Linked DNA regions of Homo sapiens: region 2 is linked to region 1. Evidence: read pairs that join two places in POLR2A ChIA-PET (ENCODE). Cell type or tissue: MCF 10A. All regions are shown on one strand. Each heading gives the region's core, and the rest is flanking DNA. Links, peaks and the distances in the headings are about the cores only.

Region 1 (5,389 bases), core at 113-5,112:
TTCATTATTGGACAGTGGCCACATGGTAGTCAGCAACTCCACTTTTACAGCCAGTTAAACTAGCCAGACCATAGCAAAAGAGCACCCCTGATATGGTTTGGATGTTTGTCCCCCTCAAATCTCATGTTGAAATGTGATCCTGAGCATTGAAGGTATGCACTAATGGGAGGTGTTTGGATCATGGGGGCGGATCCCTCATGAATGGCTTTTTGCCCTCCCCACAACAATGAGTTCACGTGAGAGCTGGTTTAAAGAGCCTGGCACATTCCCCTGCCCTTGCTCCCTGTCTTGCCATGTGACACGCTGGCTCCCCTTCACCTTCCATCATGATTGGAAGCTTCTTGAGGCTCTGACCAGAAGCAGATGCTGGCACCATGCTTCCTGTACAGCTTACAGAACCATAAGCCAAATAAACCTCTTTTCTTTGTAAATTACCCAGTGTCAGGTATTCCTTTATAGCAGCACAAATAAATGACACAACCCCTTTCCCAAGAATTCCTGCCAGAGTCCCAGAGCTGAGGCTTCTGGATGCTTGCTAGATTATGTGGCCCTCCCGAGATCTATCACAGGGTCTTGTGGATGTGGTGTCCTTTTTGGCTGGATGAGGTCATGTGAGGGCAAAGGGGCCACATGAGATTGGAGAGAGACATCCTGCTATTTCCCTCTGTCCTCTGTTCTCTTTTTATATCCACTTGCCTCCTAGAATCAGACTACACATGACTGACAAACCATCTGATACCACATTTAAAATTAGACCTAAGTAAATAGGATGAAAGTGGGTGGGAGTGTGGAAAAGAGAGAGCTGATGAATGGCTCGGAGTTTCCCTATGTGTAGTAAAGAAATACTGGTGGGCTGGTGCTTGAACTGGTGCTGAGAGGGTAAGAGGCTTGGCTGTGTTTCACACCATTCAAAAGAAATAGGAATCCTGCAACACTCTGCAAGCCATTTTTAGAGGTGATTGTACACTTCTCAAAGTTAGTCACACAACCAGCAAGCCAAAGTCAGATGATTCTTTTGTGTCTTGTGAATGTGGAAAGGATTGTTGAACAGTAGTCAGCTCAAAACCTGTGATTCTAGGCTGGGTGTGGTGGTGGCTGATACCTGCAATCCCAGCACTTTGGGAGGCTAAGGTAGGAGGATCACTTGAGGCCAGGAGTTCAAGACCATCCTAGGTAACATAGTGAGAACCCATCACTACCAAAACAAAAAGAAAAAACCAAAAATACCTATGATTCTAGAATTTATTGGTTTTTCTTTTCACCTCTGTCTTTGGAAATTGCTATTAAAAAATACAGACGAGTAACAAAAATAATATGTGATTGTGCCTTCTCTGAGACTGGTGTTAGGAATGCTAGAACTTGTCTCACAGGCATTTCTTCCTATGTCTTCATGCCTGTTGCTATTCCAACCTTGTCATCCTTTTAACTTTTATTATTTTACTACTCTGAGCTCCAGTGCTTACTACCAGCAAAACTAAATAGCTTGCCTGCTTAGTTAGGCATTAAACGCTGAGAATGTGCCAGCATGTGGATCTTTACCCATGCTGGGAGATGGAGGGTGAGAAGGCTAATCTCTCAGCATTTTATGTGGAAGAAAAATATTGCAGTTTATTTGACCTTTTACTTATGGGAATAAAGTAAGGGGTTTAGTGCTTTTACAAATCGAAAGTACAGAGAGAAGAATTAGGTATTCTTAAGCTAAAAGCGATGAGAGTATCTAGATTTCCGTGTGTGTGTGTGTGTGTGTGTGTGTGTGTGTGTGTGTGTGTGTTTTTCTTTCAAGCTTGTCTGGTAAAAGAAAATCTTGTCGTATCCTTGAGGATAATAATGCTTGATAGAATTGGGTATTTAAATACAGACATGATTCAACAGAAACAGCCATTCCATGTTCAACGAAGTGAACTTTTCTACCTTCTGCAGAAGACTACACTACACTAACAATCATATTGAATAGGCAACCCTAAATTAACTTAATTAATTTTAATGATCAATGTAAGTGTTGATTGGAAGCTTGTAATTTTGAATGTAAAATGGGGATTCTATGGATTATCAAAATATGTTTCCAAATTTCTTGATATTTAGGCTTAAAAAAAGAACAAAGTGATGTAACCATCTCAGTCATTAACAAGCCAAATCTTTAACTGGTGTGACAGTTATTGTCATTATGCTAATAACAGGAGATGGGGTTCTGTAAGATGAAGCATTAGCTGTTCCAGTCCTCCGAGGAAACAGTAAAATTCAGCTCCATTGGGTTGTAATTAGAAAAGAAGTATATTTAAATACTGAAAAAAATCTTCGCTACTTCAGCACACAGTATGCCAAGGGCATGTGTGAGCAGCTTTTTAATCTCTAGGTGTGGCCTATTTTATAAATATTTTCATAAGCATTTATGTACTTGCCATTTGGCAATACAGCATTGTGTAATTGTATCCATATGTTGGCCTTCTGAAGTTGAATAAAAACTTCTTGGACAGGGCTAGCTGTCAATTCTTCATCTCCCTCCTCCATAGGGCAGTTTAGGCTCAAAATGAGGCTTTTTCACTGACAGGCGGGCACAGGAGGAGAAGAAGATTTAGCTTTCTTTTTCTACATTTTCTTTCCTTTCACAGTAGTAATGGTATTAATGGTGATAATCATAATAACTATTATGGAGTACTTACTTGTTTCTGTCAGCCAGATTCATGCATCAAGTAGTCTGATCCCATCCCTACAACCTCTTAAATAGCCATTGTTGTTTGTTATTGCCGCTGTACAGATGACACCACTGAGCACAGAGTGGTTAAAGAACTTGCTTAAAGTCACACAAATGGTAAGTGGAGTTTCTGTGACACAAACCAGGTAGCCTGGCTGTTTCCTTCTGGTTCTTAACTGCACCTCCGGCTGAGATCTGTGTTTTTAGCCATTGTTTCCAATTCCAGCAGCTTCGTTGGCCCAGCCTATCCCGAGTGGGATTCGTGATCCCTCTGTTCACTTTTCTTTTCCCCCTTCTTGTTAGGTCAAGTACAAAAGAGATTTTGAAGAAAGCAAAGGGAGGGGCTTCAGCATCGTCACGGACACTCCTGAGCTACAGAGACTGAAGAGGACTCAGGAGCAAATCAGTAATGTAGGTGCCTGTTTATTCAATAGCATGATGGCTCTGATGTGCATTTCTGGATGAGAAAGGGAGGCTGGATGACTTGGAAGTGTTTGTGTTGCTGTGGGGTGCAAGCAGTACTCAGTGCACGCATAGACTATGCCAATTTCATCTGGTAAACCCTGCCCTCTGGTTCCATCACAGTTATCTAGGACCCGGTGCTTAGTTACCTAATAGAAGATCTCCTTATTCCATTTTGAATGGTTCTCAGCTTTCAAATTTTTCCAAAATAGGCCTTTTATAATTAAAATAAGAAACTTGAAAGTTAAGTTTTGACTGTGGATAAGCATATAAAATATACATATAAGGTTAGGAGTCTTAAGATCTCCTATTTGCCGACTAGGTGTCTATAAGATTTCATATTTTGAATTAGATATTTGTTGAAATCAGGTATTACATCTTACTTTTGAAATAAACATTTATATATGTAGTTGCTTTGGACTTGAAGCTGTGCCTTGTTTATTAATATAGTTTCCTCAAAAGAGAAAATGGAGACTAGGAGAAGTTCAAAATGTATTAGGGAGGTATTAATTCAGTACTTATTAAAGGTGGATAAACAGCTCTTCTAAGTTTTGGTAATTCACACCTGTGATTATGTTTCTTCCAAAATATTACATGAAGTGTGTCAGGATGTATTTTTCTTCACAAAAATTAATTCAATGTTAGATATCCAAGAAGAAATATGGATGAAAATTAACAGATGTGTGAGTGACATAAAAGTATGAGCAAACAGGCAACACTCATACCATTTTTCACGAGAACTGTATTTTGTGCGTCACTTATAAAGTCACTAAAATTTGTATATCTAGGTGTTATAACTGATGTAGCCTTAATTTCCAGGACATGTTTAATTAGCAGGTGGTTTTAAACTCACTGATATTTGGTCATCATCATGAGATGTATGTATACATGTATATATGTGTGTGTGTGTATAAAATACATGTGTATATATTATATATGCATTTATATATAAATATGTGTATATATACACACATATACACACATATAAAATTTGCAGATAGAATTATGTATAATTTGAGAAAAATACTTTTTATATGTCTAAAGTTCAAAAACAGAATTATTTCATGTTAAACAATTTATTAGGAAGTGGGAGGATGCAAAGTACACATTGTTTTTTGCTCTTTAAATGGACATTTTATATTAGTAGGGATTTCCTTTGAAGAAAAAGAGTTGAATTTTAAGACTTCATGACATTTGTCTCTTAGTTTTTCTACCCCATCCCAGCAATCCATCAGTCATGAATACTGAAGATCACTGCCTTATTTTTCTTCCTCTTTATTCTTTCCTTAAACCAAAAACCTATTTTTGCTTTTAAGAATGCAAATCAATGATCTATTACACTGGCAGTTACATTTAATAACAGTTCTTTCTTTGGATTATTTTTGGCAAATGTTTATCTAAAAAATAATTCTGCCAAAAACAGTTATATTATACATCTTCAACAATCACTGAATTTTATTTCAAAAAGAACTAAACATTTCTACCTAAGACATCCATGTGACAGCTAACATAAGGATTGAAGCTGATCAAAGGTAAGCCTTTTAATTTTTATTCAAATTTAGTCAATATTCATGTTTAATTAAAAAATACTGATCATTTTACCAACCTTTATCATTAGCAGGAATATACATTTTATTCAATACCAGAGGTGGTTTGCAGATCCATTCTTAATTATGCAAAATACCCTTATCACACAGGTATGTATTAATCTATATTTATCATATATAATATGTTATATAGACAGCAGTATAAAAAGCACCATTTAGATTAAGCCTATTATTTAGACAACTCTGATTTTTAAAAGCATGTAACTTAGACAACATCTTTTTTTAAAAAAAAAACTTTTTGCGATGTCTTAATGTTAGCAGCCGTAGCAGTCTTATAAGTAGTTCTCTTAGCCAATATGAGGCATATTAAATGTTTGGATAGCTGTAAAAAATATAGACTTCATAATATTACCATTAGGGAACAACTCTTAAAGAAGGGAGGCTGTTAAGTGCTCTGAGGTCTGGTGAATTTATTATTCATTTATAAGACTGCAACTTCATGAACTTTTTCCCTTACCTCACTAGGTTTTCCATATTACTCAAGGATCTTTTTCTATAAGAAACTTGGGTTGATCCAAAAAGTAGTACTTTGGCAAGTCCAGTTTTCCATATTACTTTAATCTAAACCCACTGAACAGTATTGGCTAAAACCCAAACAGATATTTTTTGACAGTGGCTGGATTGTGTC
Region 2 (5,389 bases), core at 97-5,096, 82 kb before region 1:
CACTATAAGAGACCATGGTCTAAAATCATATATATACTTGTTTTTTTCCCCATCCAAAATGGATGTCTTCCCCATTAGTTATTAAAACAAAGTAACAAATGATAAAAATATTGAGGTTAGGGGCCGGGCGCGGTGGCTCATGCCTGTAATCCCAGCACTCTGGGAGGCTGAGGCAGGCGGATCACCAGGTCAGGAGATCCAGACGATCCTGGCTAACATGGTGAAACCCCATCTCTACTAACAATATAAAAAAAATTAGTCGGGCGTGGTGGCAGGCCCCTGTAGTCCCAGCTACTTGGGAGGCTGAGGCAGGAGAATGGCGTGAACCCGGTAGGCGGAGCTTGCAGTGAGCCGAGATCGCACCACTGCACTCCAGCCTGGGCGACAGAGTCACACTCCGTCTCAAAAACAAAACAAAAACAAAAGTATTGAGGTTAGGTTTATAACCTGCCGCTAAAGAATCCAAATTTTTTAAAGCAGAAAACAAATGAAAAGTCATATGTCTGCCTTTATTTGTTAATTATTTTTTAGAATAGAGAAGCAAAAGTTATGTATGTTTATGGTGTCTAGCATGATGTTTTGATACATGTGTACACTATGTAATGGCTAAATCAAGCTATTTAACATATGTATTACCTCGTATAACACTACAAAATCTATTTTCCTAGCAATTTTCAAGTATAAAATACATTGTTATTAACTGTAGTCATCATGATGTACAGTATGTCTCCAGAACTGACTAATCCTAACTGAAGTTTTGTACCCATCAACCAACATCTCCCTATTCCTCTCATCTCCCAGCCTCTGGTAATCACCATTTTCTGCTTTGTTTCTATGAGTTCAACTTTTTTAGATTTCATGGATGAGTGAGATCATGTGGTATTTATCTTTCTGTGCCTGGCTTATTTCACTTAATGCCCTCCAGGTTTTATCCATGTTGTCACAAATGACGGGATTTTCTTCTTTTTAAAGGCTAAGTAGTATTCCAGTGCACACACGTGTGTGTGTGTGTGTGTACCACATTTTTTTATCCATTCATCTGCCGACGGGCACTTAGATTCATTCCGTGTCTTATCTATTGTGAATAGTGCTGTGATAAACATGCGATTGCAGGTATCTTTTTGACATACTGTTTTCAGTTCCTTTGGATATACTGTATACCCAGTAGTGGGATTGCTGGATTACATAGTAATTCTATTTTACATTTTTTGAGGAAATCTCCATGCTGTTTTCCATAATGGCTATACTAATTTACATTTTCATCAACAATGTACAAGGGTTTCCTTTTCTCCACATCCTTGCCAACATGTGTTGTCTTTTTGATAACATCCATCCTAACAAGTGTGAGGCGATTTTCCATTGTGGTTTTAATTTGAATTTCCCTGATGATTGGTGATGTTGAGCATTTTTCACACACCTGTTGGCCATTTGTATGTCTTCTTTCGAGAAATGTCTATTCAGGTCCTTTGCCCACTTTTTAATCAGGTTATTTGTTTTCTTACTATTCAGTTTCTTTCTCCCTTTATTTCTTGACCAGAGTAGATTGATTATTTAAGCAATTGAACATTCACAGTGGTTTTTGGTGTATTATGAGTTTTTGAGCACTGGAGTCAATGACATTTATGCATATGCTTTTGGTTTTTAGCAGTTAGTATCGCGAGATTGAGATTGTGACACCTAAAACAAAAGGAACATATTTCTTTAAATGTGTAAATTAAATTTTCCAATGAATTATGGTTTGTTCAATACTTGAATGGTCAGATTTCATCTCTGAGCATACATTTTCTTTTGATTCTATTAATTTACTTTAGTATTTCCTACAATTCAGAAACCATAAAAAAGATTACTCACTTTAAGCAGAGGCACAGAGTCAAAGTCATACAGCAATTTTAAAGATACAGTTTTAATTTTAACAATTTATGGAGGCCCATGAGAATGTGGATGTATTTGAAGAAAAAAGGCTGAATTTTCATTTTAGCAAAATAGTCTATAATTAACGTTCTTCTGAGAATGCCTGTATTTCAAGCCAATTATACTTTTTTTATTTTCACTAGTTTCCAGTGAGCTGTTTGTTGTATCATTCTTTCAGTTAATCAGTCTTTTAGTAATTCATTTATTCATTAAGTATTTTTGTCAATTCTCCTCCTCCCCTAGACAAACATACCGGCAATTAGGGACAATGGGCATGCACACAAATGTCATGATGGATTATCCTGAGTGAGTTGCAGAAGTGCTGATATGAATCTGTGGCTGGGGGATCATGCAGTATTATGGAGAAGAGCTTACGGAGCAGGGGCATTTGAGCAGGGTGATAAAGGGTACATAGATGTTGACCATTTAGCAAGGAAGAAGAACACATTTAAGAAATAGCAAAAGCAAATGGATTTGTTTGGAAATCTCAGTGTGGTGGGAAGAATCTGTGAACAGCCATGTGAATTTATTTTCTCTTCTTTTAAGCACCCCTCTCCTATTTAAATACTTGGCTACAGCACTGCATGAATCAGCATTTCTCAGGATATGTTCTGAAGTGTACCAGTTGTGTAAGATGTTCCTGGAAAAAGAGGACCAAATCTGAGAAATCTTGCAGTTAGGAGCTTTTTTTTTTTTTTTTTTTTTTTTTTTTTTATTCTTACTCTGTCACCCAGTCACCCAGGCTGGAGTGCGGTGGCACCATCTCAGCTCACTTCAACCTCCGCCTCCCGGGTTCAAGCGATTCTCCTGCCTCAGCCTCCTGAGCTGCTGGGATTACAGGCGCCCACCACCACGCCCAGCTAATTTTTGTATTTTCGGTAGAGATGGGGTTTCACCATGTTGGCCAGGCTGGTCTCGAACTCCTGACCTCAGGTGATCCGCCCGCCTTGGCCTCCAAAATTGTTGGGATTACAGGCGTGAGCCATCGTGCCCTGCCTATGGTGGCTTTTTAACATTCTGTGGAATCTGTGTTCCATGGAGCATTGTTTAGGGAATGTTCCTCTGAAATAATATCCAACATCAGCTTTCTGTAGAAGAAATATCCTACCCTGTTTTTAGACGAATCTGTAGAAAGGAGCTTCAGGTGGCCATATGCACACTGTGGATCTATTTAGAGTTGTAGACTAGGATCTCTCCACTCATTTTATAATTCTCTCTTCTCATCCTGAATTGGCAACTTTTTAAATTTTATAATAGATAATAAAAACAAATACATAAACTTACATATGGTTACATAGTCTGATGCATCTATGTTGAATAAATATAACATGATTATTATTTGATACATCCTAATTATTTGTTGAAAAAATGAATATTTGAGAGACCTCAATTGTTTGGCGTGGCAGATCTGTTGCTGGGGAGTGACAGTTACAACGTGTGCAACTCTCTCACTAGGAAAGGTGATGATATTAAAATATTCCCATCTGCAGTTCTTTTTCAGTACAAAGGAAATCTAGTTTATAAATAAGTTAAAAAGAGAATTCCTTTAATCATGTATGTGTGTCTGTATGCACAAAATTGAGTCACATGCATGCTATTTAGTTAAAGAGAAAATTAAAATTTGAAGAATGATATCTTAAAGTTGTCCCTTTTAAATGAGAAAGTTTAGCATTCAAGGAAAAGAGCTAATTATCCTGTTTATTGTGCATAGAAAGCACACTCGAAGATCTTGGATTTTTGTAAGATTGCAGGCTTTCAAAATTCTGACAGGGCTGCTTCTAAATTCGTCAATGTTGACGGCTGTTTTTTTGTAGGATGACAACTGGTTGGTGTTGCTCCATTTTATTGAAAAAAAGAAAAGTATCAAAAATGGCTCCACCATCTGTTGGATGTGAAGCATTGTACTATGAGATAGTGTGTAATGAGGAAAGGCTGTTGCTGGGATATCGTCTGAGACCCTTTTTAAGATACAAAATGTGCTATATGAGGGAAAAAGGCCTACTTCTGTCAGATTTAAGTCTCTAGAAGAGCTGTATAAGTAGGTTACAGGGAGATATTGGTGGAAGCATTGTCCTTTCTTGTTTGCATACACAGCAGACTTTTCCACCTTCTCTCCTTGATTTCTTGGGCAATGTTATTTTTGAAGAAGAAAAGAAAAGTCTTCCTCAGAGGACTTAATTAAATGGTTCAATGGAGTTAGCTACTTTTACTTTTCATGTGGTTTAATTCTTTAAGTGAAAGCAAAGGCTCTCTGTGAAAGCCATTTGTTTTTGTTAATCAAAATGAATGTGTACTTCTTATCATGTGAAAGAGAAAATTGTTGCATTAAGAGCTTGTGGTCTGCAGGAAGAATCCAGAGGTTTGCTGGTCAATGGTTAAAAACCAGCTCTCTCAGAGAACAAAAAGGCCTGATTTGCAGTGTTTGCGATTTTCTGTGGTGAAAAATACTCCCACCATGGTAAATTTCAAGCCATCAAGCTGGCATTACATGATCTGAAGTTGGAAAGAACAGTGCAAAGGCACATCCTGATGGCATTTTCCCTTACAGATACAAGAGATGTGACTAAGAGCAGAGACCATAATACCACGTAGTAACATAATTAGGAAGTGAAGAGATTTGAACATTTATTACCTTTGCTTATATTACCATTGATTTAACTGTAAGTTGATACAATTTAATTTTTAATAATGGCTGTATTTAGCAACTTACTCATAAAATTCTCAAAAAGTGCACAGTCAGCTCCCATGAGCCAGTGTGAGCCAACTCTAGCCCACTGCTGGTAGACAAGCCTGTGTTAGATTTTTGGATCCAACACTCACTAGCTGTGTACTCTCCAAGACGTACGTTCCTCAGTCCCAAAGTGAGGAAAATGAGAGTATGTACCTCATAAGGTTGTTGGGAGGATTAAATGAGACGTTAAATACAGAGTCCTTGGAGGAGTACCTAGCACCGTACTAAGTGCTCAGTAAATGTAAGTAATTTTTAGCATTAGAGCTTTGGAAGTTGGGCATTCTTAGTCACAGGATGAGATAGGAGGTCGGCACAAGATACAGTCACAAAGACCCTGCTGATAAAACAGGACGTGGTAAAGAAGCCGGACAAAACCCACCAAAACCAAGATGGCAATCAAAGTGACCTCTGGTCATCCTCGCTGCTCATTGTATGCCAATTATAATGCATTAGAATGCTAAAAGACACTCCCACCAGCACCATGACAGTTTACAAATGTATGACAACATCGGGAAATTACTATATATGGTCTAAAGTGGGGAGGAACCCTCAGTTCTGGAAATTGCCCACGCCTTCCCTGGAAAACTCATAAATACTCCACCTCTTGTTTAGCATATAATCAAGAAATAACTATAAGTATACTCAGTCGAGCAGCCCATGCCGCTGCTCTGCCTATGGAGTAGCTATTTTTTTATTTTTATTTTCTTAATAAACTTGCTTTCAATAATAATAAAAAAAAGAGTAGAG

The links. Peaks named below come from ENCODE experiments on the same cell type or tissue, not always from the same donor. Only the 100,000 strongest peaks of a DNase experiment are listed, where the experiment ranks them.
Region 2: POLR2A ChIA-PET joins it to region 1 with 5 read pairs; 3 of 35 experiments call an interaction of 5 or more read pairs at or near these places.

What each region holds. Positions count from the first base shown.
Region 1 is chr10:20,959,386-20,964,774 of GRCh38, reverse strand. It overlaps a transcript of NEBL not described here. Among named protein-coding and RNA genes, the nearest start is that of NEBL, 65 kb to the right of the region's middle. In MCF 10A, for the core only: no CTCF peak of the experiment used is centred there; a DNase peak (open chromatin) is centred at 2,454.
Region 2 is chr10:21,041,634-21,047,022 of GRCh38, reverse strand. It overlaps a transcript of NEBL not described here. Among named protein-coding and RNA genes, the nearest start is that of NEBL-AS1, 130 kb to the left of the region's middle. In MCF 10A, for the core only: no CTCF peak of the experiment used is centred there; a DNase peak (open chromatin) is centred at 2,512.